Regions from separate parts of the Mus musculus genome. Here region 2 is linked to region 1. A link is a contact called in ENCODE Hi-C or POLR2A ChIA-PET data. All regions are on one chromosome and are shown on one strand. The core of a region is the stretch at or near the end of the contact, and the rest is flanking DNA. Distances in the headings are between cores, read along the strand shown.

Region 1 (4,301 bases), core at 1,016-3,515:
ACTGGATTTCTAGTCCAGGGGAAAAAGACAAATTGAGATTAAACCGAAAGTATAAACCGCTACACGTGTTTGTGCTTTGTTTATGATGAATGTGTTTCATTTTGGAAATTACTTTTACAAGCTGCAATACCCTTCACTTGAGGCTTCTGACCATATTTGCTTGTGGAACAACTATCTTTATGTACGATGGAAATTAAACTAGGTAGTGTCCAGAGAGTGGGAAGACTCATTGAGACAGCAGTTACATGTGACCTGGCGTGATGGACCCGGCTTCCCTCTTACTCAACAAGTACTTGTGTAAGGAGCAGAATATCTGAAGAGTTGAAGCCTCAGTTATACAAAACATATTCATGACAAAATGCCTTCAGACATTTTGTCTTTAAATATGTGCAGCTACAATAAATACCAATGGATAGCTGACTAATGTTAACGTTTGACAGTTTTTACTGCAGGGACAATCGCTGACCTGCGATGGTAACCCGGGGACATAAAGGTGCATCTATAGATTGTTAGTGTAACAAAAAGCATTAGCAAATTGGAGGCGAAAAGCTACAGGTGGAAACAAAAAGGAGATCAAATAAGGAAAGCAGAAAGGAATGCCAAAGGACTTATGTTCTTTAATGAAAATAAATTAGTTATCATAATGCTTTCAATATTAGAGATTCTAATTTGAGAAATATAGGACAAATACTTTGTCAAAGTGCAAATGAAGAGCTTTAAAATAAGACAATCAAATAGGTAAAATAGAAGATTGCTAACAGAGCAGCTACGTATCTCTGAGTGCCTGGGATGACAGGAAGCCTTTTCAGGAAGGAACTGCAGCGTTGTCAATCTCGATTAAACAGATTATGGTCTTTTGATTATCAAACTCATTATTTTAGAGGCAACCAATTAGGATCTACGAGCTAACCTGCAAAATTCTGACTTACGGCAAACTGCTCCCTAGGATACAATTTTTAAAACCTTTTTTCCCTACTACTGAAAATGTACAGAAATGTGACTTGACCACAGAAATGGCAGTAAAAAAGGCATCACACCAATGAATTCACTAGGTTTCTAACTCATCCTGCAGTAGGCAGGGGACGCTGCTGCTAATACCGTTGGTGGATGCTGAAGGGGGAGCCATGGAAACGTAGCATGGGAGAACAGTTCTGGATGTTTCAAAGAAACCCTTTATCCCCTGTCTAGATATGTCAAGAACGATTTATTTACAACACTTTAGATCAATTAAAAGATATAATCTTGTCTCAGTTTCCGCTTGCTCCGTGCAGTTTGATTTTTTTTTAAGGCGATATTCCAGTTTGTGATTGCTCTGAACTTGTCCAGTTTCTTGATATAAAGTTTGGATGACATCCAAATCCTTCATGCAGTGGGGGGAACTTTTTTCTTTTTCTCTTTTTGAATCTAAAGCTACACTGCACTGTCTCTCTGTGATGTTTGCGTGATTTTGGTTCTTCCGTAGCTGCCAAAGCTCCCACCATGGAACCGGGGGCTTTAGGATCAGTTTAGGTCTGCCTGCGCGCACACCGTGCCGTGCCGCCTACGCGCGTCGCACGCCGGCGCTCCCGGGCTTCGGCGCCTCGTATAGATCTATGCGTGTGACAGTGGAAATAAATTAAAACGCCGTGAGACGGAACCCAGGAAGATCGGCCTGCGTGGAGGCGGGCGGGGGCCCCTCGCCTTGGGGCTCATCTGCCCGCGGCCGAGGCGCCAGGCTGCAGGGCGCCCGGCAGCTTGTCGGAGCCCGGCACCTTCCAGGGCCCCGGCGCCATCGTCGCCTTGCGCGCTGGGCCGCCCCCCGTGGGCCGCGCTGCGGGTCGGGCCCCCGAGCGCACACCCACCTTGGCCTCGGCCTCCCGCGCGCCCGCGGCCCCGAGGCCCTCACGCCGGCCGCGCAGCGCCTCCTTCCCGTCGGCCGCCTCCGAGGCGGGCCTGCCGGCCTCGGGCCGCCCCTGGCCGCCGGGCACCTCCTCCAGCCTGGGCCGCGCACTGCGCTGCGGGCTCGCCGAGCGCTCCCTCTGCTCCCCCAGGCGCTGCTTCTTCTGGCCGCCGGCCGAAAGCTCCTTTGGTTTCCTAACGTCGTGTTCCCTTTGGATATCCCAAGTTGGGTCTGGGCCTATCTGGTGGGAAGGGTCGGAGGGTGGGGCTGGATGTGATGGAGAGAATGGAGAGAGGATGTCTTCGAGGGAGACGCCTACTTCCGGCAGGCCTGGGGCGGCGGCAGCGGCAGCACTCCAGGCGTGGGGTTCGTCTGTGGACAGGAAGCACAGGCGTTAGGGCGCGCCGCGTCCCCGCGCTCCAGCTAACTCCCCCACCCCCATGCCGGGGACCCGGGCTGGCAGCCAGGCGGCTGCTCTCAAGGGCCCCGCCACATCCCTCAACTGCCCAGAGGGCAGCCAGCCGCACCCCGGGGTTCCGTCCCCCACCCGTCCCGGGCAGCCATCGCTCAAGAGTTCAAGGCACAGCTCGGGCCTAATCCCTTTGCCTCAGTCTGCTCTTAATTTCTGGGGTCACGCCTAGCATGGCCACTGACTTGGCAATAAATCACCGGTTCTCAGACCTCACTGTGGAAATACAAGTTGCCCAGCGACCCAGCCCAGCAGGTCCCAGCAGTATAGAGACCAGGTGCTCCTCTGTTTTTAGCAGGCCTTCTGCGATTCTTGGGATGGATCTGAGTCCTCCTCAAAGGAGTTGGGTGTGTGATTTTCTCAGCCGTTAGGTGTCGCTCAAAGCATAGTTCTCAGCAATTGCCTAATAACCTTGGGATTTGGATTGATTCATCTGAAAACTATCATTGCTTTCTTGCCCGAAAAGAAAATCATTGTCTTTGATTTTTTTTTTTTTTTTTTTTTGTAGTTTTAACATGGATGGCTCCTAGACTAAGATAAACGGGACTGATTCTAGAAAGCCTAGCTTTAAGGCCATTGAGGATTTACTCTGTTGCCTTCCAAGCAACTATGTTGACTTTCCAAAAAAGTATATATAACATAAAACAAAACACTGGCCGGAAACCAAGTAGGGGGCAGATGTGTTGGATTCAGTGAGTTAGTTATGACCACCAGCAATAACATTTCCCTGGAATTTTCTTACCCCAAGGCAAAATCAAGCAGGGAAATTCAATACAGGAACCCTTGATATTTGTGAGGAAAATGTCTCATGACCTTTGAAAAGATCTTAAGTTTTATAATTCTCAGAATGTTATTTTCTCTAAGGAATTAGTATATGAGTGGGACACAAAGAAGCCACATTTATATTGAGTTCTGGGTGGCTGTTGATTCTTTTCCACTAGTAGGTGGTAAGGTTAGTGATCTTGAGTCCGCCCAGCTCATGAATACCAGGAGCCTGCTTTGTTTTAAAGTTGAGATGTGTATATGGTACTTCTTCTGATGGTGACTTAGACGAGGACAGGAAGAGGACAGTGGAGTTGCTCTCTTCCCCAACAGTTCTGGCCACCTTTAAACTATCAGAGTAGTTGCACACACTTTGTCCTTTGCTGTGAGATCTGAATAGGTCACTCTGAGTACAGCCTTATCTTCCTTCTCTCCATAAACTGATGTCCATGAATCTTTTCAGTTTGGAAACCAAGTATCCTTGGTTACCTTCGGAATAATCTGGAATTAGTCGATGTGTTCAGTGGAAACCCCTACTGTGGGCTACAGTTAAAAATCAGACTAGCATTTGATAGAAAGCAGCAACTTGCCAGTGTAGGAAAATATGCCTGAAACAGTTAAACACGAATTCTAAAGACCTGGGGGGGTTAGTGCCCAGGACCATGGTGATGACAGTTTGCATGTTAATAGCTCGTACTCCCACCATTATATCACATATGGCCGAGGCAATGAGCTGGCCTGAAATCACTTCTGAGACACAGGGAGAGGGTAAGTAGCTTGACCAAAATTATTGAATGAGCACCCTAGAGTAACATTTGGGTTTCTTTACCCATTTTACTGAGTGAGAAAATTGTCCCAGCCTATTGACATGCAAATAAGATTAAATCAAGTGACACAGACCTTAGTGGCCATCCTGCCTAAAGGCGACCGGCCCCATCTCCCAACAGAGCACTTAGCATTTGTTCCTCAGAACCACGTAAGGTATTGAACAGGAGAGTTCTGGTCAGACCATGAGAAAGATTAACTCACACATGGAGGTAGCTGCCCTTGGCTTGGCCTGGGATCGTCTCTGAAGCCTTATTCTTTGTCCTTCTCCTCTTTCCTATCTCCAATCACTCTTTATGATAAGCTAGAAGATGGGCTTATCTACAAATGCAAGTCTTACTATAAAAAGATTTTTTTCAAGGGATT
Region 2 (4,301 bases), core at 499-2,998, 180 kb before region 1:
CTGACTTGACTCTGCTAGGACTTAAAGGCACAGGGGTATAAGGAACTGCTCACATTAGGTTAAGTCACGGAAGGCAATTTTCTGTACCAGTCTTTTACAAAAAATAGAATATAATGGAATGAGATTAAGTTTGGAAGCAGAGGTGGAGATGTGGGCAGACTGCTTAATTAACTGTGTGTTTTTAATCCTGTGAATTATGTTTGCTCAGTCCTAACCTCTGATTTGGTCAATTTAAAGAACCTTTAACAAAGTTTTGTGATTATTAATATCCTTAAACACAACTTTTCTATATGGTACAGGATAATACAAACTTTTTTCTCCCCCATCCCCACCCCCTTCAGGAACAAGTGCCAAGTCGAGTGCAATGACTATAGGCATTTTAGGACAAGAGGTGAAAGGAGGCCAGGGCCTAAGCTTATTGCGGTTACAAGTTTATAATTGTGGGTGGAAACAAAACTCGGTTGTAGAAAAGTATTCTCAACAATGGAGATGACCTTCCTGACATTTAACTGACGTTTAAGGATTACATACGCTGAACTACAGTGGTAATACAAGGTTCCAATTTTACAAAGACATACTGTTTTAATAGAATTTATTTGGTTTTTACCACCATTTTCTCTCTATGTGTTGGTCCAAGGCTAAGATTTGCTCAATAGATATTTCTCACTTAAGGTGGTTATATCTGTACACAGAAGGTGTTTTTTTGTTTTTGTTTTTTTTTGCCCGTATGATTCCGGATCCATTGTTGAAACCTTCAGAGTTTCTTTCCCCACACATGGAAATACACACCTGCATCTAGTAATTAGTTGTGCGTAGTAGACTCATCCAAGGTCCTTCCCATACCATTCCATTTCCCTTCTCCCGCTACTCTTAATACTTATAAATGAACTCTCCTTACCCGAAGACAGCTCTGTTTAACCAGCTCACAATTTCCTTCTCAAAATAAGTGGCCTCGCTGCTTACAACTTGGTTGACTTTAGGGCTCATCTGCCCTGGAACGTGAGGATCCTGCTAAACTATCCTGGTCTTTGGTTTGGAAATGCCCATGGTGGTTTCGCGGGAATATCTGGACTCTCCCAAACTCATGCTGGAATTTAATGCGTTTTTTGCAAGACGCATCCCATAGCCGTCGTGCAAACGCGCCCGCACGCAGCATGAAGGGGTGAGGTCACCCGGAGGCAGCACGGACAGGACAAGGGCCGAGCTCCCGACTCACCTGGTAGAGCGGCTGGCCGGAGAGCCGAGAGGGCAGCGAAGGTCGGGAAATCCGCCAGTTTGGATCCTAATCCTCTTCCACACTTTTCCCCCCATTAAATTCTTAGGCCCTCACATGATAATTAAGGAGAAGACATAGTTCCGCCTCTCCAAACAGCCGCAGCTGAGGCCCTCCGCACCTCAAGGTTCCGCCCACATCCGGGGCTGTTCCCGCCGCCCTTGGCCTATCCCGGAGAGCAGAGCGAACGGCGTTCGGCGCTCACGGGCCCGTTTTTCTTGTTTATTGGTTCATTTGGCCGCCAGTAACTGACTGCCCTCCGTTTTAGAGCGATAAAAAAGGGAGGCAATGACCGCGCCCCCTGGGCCCGCCCCTTAGTCCTATAGGTTGGTAGAAAAGTCAGTTTTCCGATCACGCCCGCCGTCGGGCCCGCCCTCGCTCGCCGGGACCCTCCCACCCCTCTCGCCCGGTCCCGTAACCTGCGGGCTGCGGCGCAGACTCCGTGGTCATGCGAGGAGCCGCGGAGGAGGCGGGGCGTCCCGGGAGGCGGAGCGCGGTGCGGGCGGCGCGAGCGGCGCGAGGGTGGAGGCAGCGCGCCGCCGGCGGCGGGGCTGTAGCTCTTTGGGCTCCAGCGGCGGCACTAGCCTTCGCGACTCTGCGCGTCTCCTAGCCGCTTCCCAGCGGCGCGGCGCCGGCGGCTACGGTAGGCGCCACAGCTCCATGCTCGGCGGGCCATGTGGAGGTCGCCGCACTCTGACAGGATCCCAGGGCTGTGCGGACCGGGCGGCGGAGCGGCGGGCGGGATGGGGGCGCGGGCTTCGTGGTCGCCGTGGCGCCCCCTGCCACGGGCACCTGCGGGCCCCGCTCGGCCGCGGCCCCCTCCCTTCGCCGGGGCGCGGCGGCTGCGGGCCGGAGCTCGGCGCGGTGTGGGCGCGCGCGCCCCTGCGCTCCTCTGGCTTGGGGTCGCGCGGTCCCCAGAGGGCGTGTGGGGGCGGCGGGTGGCCGGGCCGGGGCCCACGCGAGGTCCTCTAGCGGCCCGAGGCGCGCGCGGGCTCGCGGAGCGGTCGCCCTGCGTGCAGGCACTGCCCGCGCGGAAGGGCAGCTGCTGCTCCCGCAGCTCCGGCGCACGGGAGTTGCGGCTCCTACAGCGACCGCGGAGGGGCGGCTACCCGAGTCTCGCGCGTGGGCCTTGGCAGGGCATTTCAGGTCTGCAAACAATGCAGTGGTCCATAGGCATGCTTCACCTTGTTTCCGCCTCGTGTTGACAGCCAGCGTTCTAGTATTGTTCTGGTATTGTGCTTTCTAACTCATCACTGCCTTGTTAAACTTCAGGAATCATTTTGTTAACCATTTTATTTTTGTCCGGAGAACACCTGGGGACTGTATTAACATGTGCTACTGGGAAAGTACAATGTGGAGCAATTAATCTTCCTTGTGGGTTTTACATACTTGGGTGTATGTAAATTAGGTATGCAATTTACAATTGTTTTGTCAGTGGTAGACGTTGCTTACTTTGATGTTACTTTACGTGTAATACTTTAGTAATTTTTTATTGCTTTCATCAAACATTTTTAAGCGTTTCTTGCCTTTTTTCTTTTTCCGAGTCTTTGATTTTAAGTGATTATGAATTTGCTAGGTACTTTTGTAAATCGTTTTTCCTAACACTGGACTTCCACGTGCACTTTAGCTCAAGTCCTAACTTAGGTTTGGTGTACAGGCTATAGATTAAAAGGGAAAGAAACGGGTGTTTCTGTGAGTTTTATGATTCAGACTCTAGACCCCAGAGGAAAGAAATCAGGAGGTCCGGGTAGACTGAGCCATGTCTGGAACCAGAAAACAAGGTGGTTCCAGGAAATTTCTTAAGTTTTTCCCTCTTTGGAAGTAGTCTGCCTCCTGCACAGGGAAGCAGTTGAATGCATTAGATAGTATCAGAACTATCTAATGTTGGGTGGCGAGGATTCTGAGTTTTAGTATATTGTAGTAGATCATAAAAATGTATTTATTTCAAGTGCATCTAACTGTGTGGGCAGTCTTGCATAGCCAAGCTTGCAAGAGTTAAATATTTTAAAGGTCAAATTGGCACTGGAGAGTTGATGCTAAAAATAAAGATGACCTGAACAGTTTTTAAGTGGAAACCTTTTTGGCTTGTTCAGTTTATGTATAATTGTAGGGAATATGTAATGCATATATCGTCACTAAGAGAATTTATGTTAGTATGTTGAAAAAAATGAAGATCATAAATTAGTTGGATTATTTATATATTATATTATGTCACATAATCCAATGAGTAATTACTATTCTCTATTATTACAACTAAGATTTAGTTAACTAATGGTTCGAGATTTTAATGGTAATAAGTTGATAGATTCACTTGTAACCAATTTAATTACAAGGACTACATTTCAAGTATGCTTTTGGACTACAGTTAAATGGGAGTAGACTTGGTAGAAAGAGACTAATAGACAACAGTGTTGCGGGGTGATAAGCTGAGTCCAAGCTCTTTCTCTTGAAACACTTTCAGATCACTGTGTAAACGCAATTTTGAGTGTTGTTAAAGATGTAGGGACGAAGTCAATCACTGTCACTCTTCTTAGGAGTCAGCGGGTTTGTTTTTTTTTTTTTTTTTTTTTTTTTTGGTTTTCGAGACAGGGTTTCTCTGTGTAGCCCTGGTTGTCCTGGCACTCACTTTGTAGACCTGGCTGGCCTCGAACTCAGAAATATGTCTGCCTCTGCCTCCCAAGTGCTGGGATTAAGGGCATGCGCCACCACCGCCCAGGACTGCCAGGCAGGAGTCAGCGGTTTAAGAGGAGCGATACTTAAACAAAGGATAGCACCTTACTGTGTTGTGACTGTGTGGAATCTGGCTGACTTTATGGAGAGTTTAAAGGATAGGTACTTGGGTCACGTGTGGTAGCATGTGCCTTTAATTCTATCTAGGTTTTGAGAGCCAGAGACAGGGAGATGTCTGGATTCTAGGACAGCCAAGTGTACATAATGAGACCTGTTTTAAAGCAATAACGACAAAAACCAAACCAAAGGGGTTGGGGAGATGGCTCATTGGTTAAGAGCACTGGCTGCTCTTCCAAAG

What was found. A loop is a pair of places that touch in the nucleus more often than their neighbours do. ChIA-PET counts read pairs that join two places held with the same protein, here RNA polymerase II (POLR2A).
Region 2: a loop to region 1 is called in a map of heart, with 9 times the contacts of the local background. The contact joins the promoter of Phtf2 here to the enhancer-like site in region 1. A Hi-C loop is called at or near these places in 4 of 37 maps with a recorded cell type or tissue (Patski and heart). POLR2A ChIA-PET finds 5 or more read pairs at or near these places in 1 of 5 experiments (Patski).

What each region holds. Positions count from the first base shown.
Region 1 is chr5:20,700,020-20,704,320 of GRCm38, reverse strand. It overlaps Magi2 (membrane associated guanylate kinase, WW and PDZ domain containing 2), which reads right to left. Exons shown (of 23, transcript NM_001170746.1): 23 at 1-2,251. The coding sequence ends at 2,195. Among named protein-coding and RNA genes, the nearest start is that of Gm52763, 21 kb to the right of the region's middle. Within about 2 kb of position 2,265, at least 1 of the 3 ENCODE cell types and tissues checked has a DNase peak (open chromatin) inside an H3K27ac peak, as active enhancers do; it is heart, where a contact is called at or near this core.
Region 2 is chr5:20,879,571-20,883,871 of GRCm38, reverse strand. Phtf2 (putative homeodomain transcription factor 2) reads left to right here and starts at 1,748. Exons shown (of 18, transcript NM_172992.3): 1 at 1,748-1,916. Tmem60 (transmembrane protein 60) reads right to left here and starts at 1,419. Exons shown (of 2, transcript NM_177601.3): 1 at 1,217-1,419.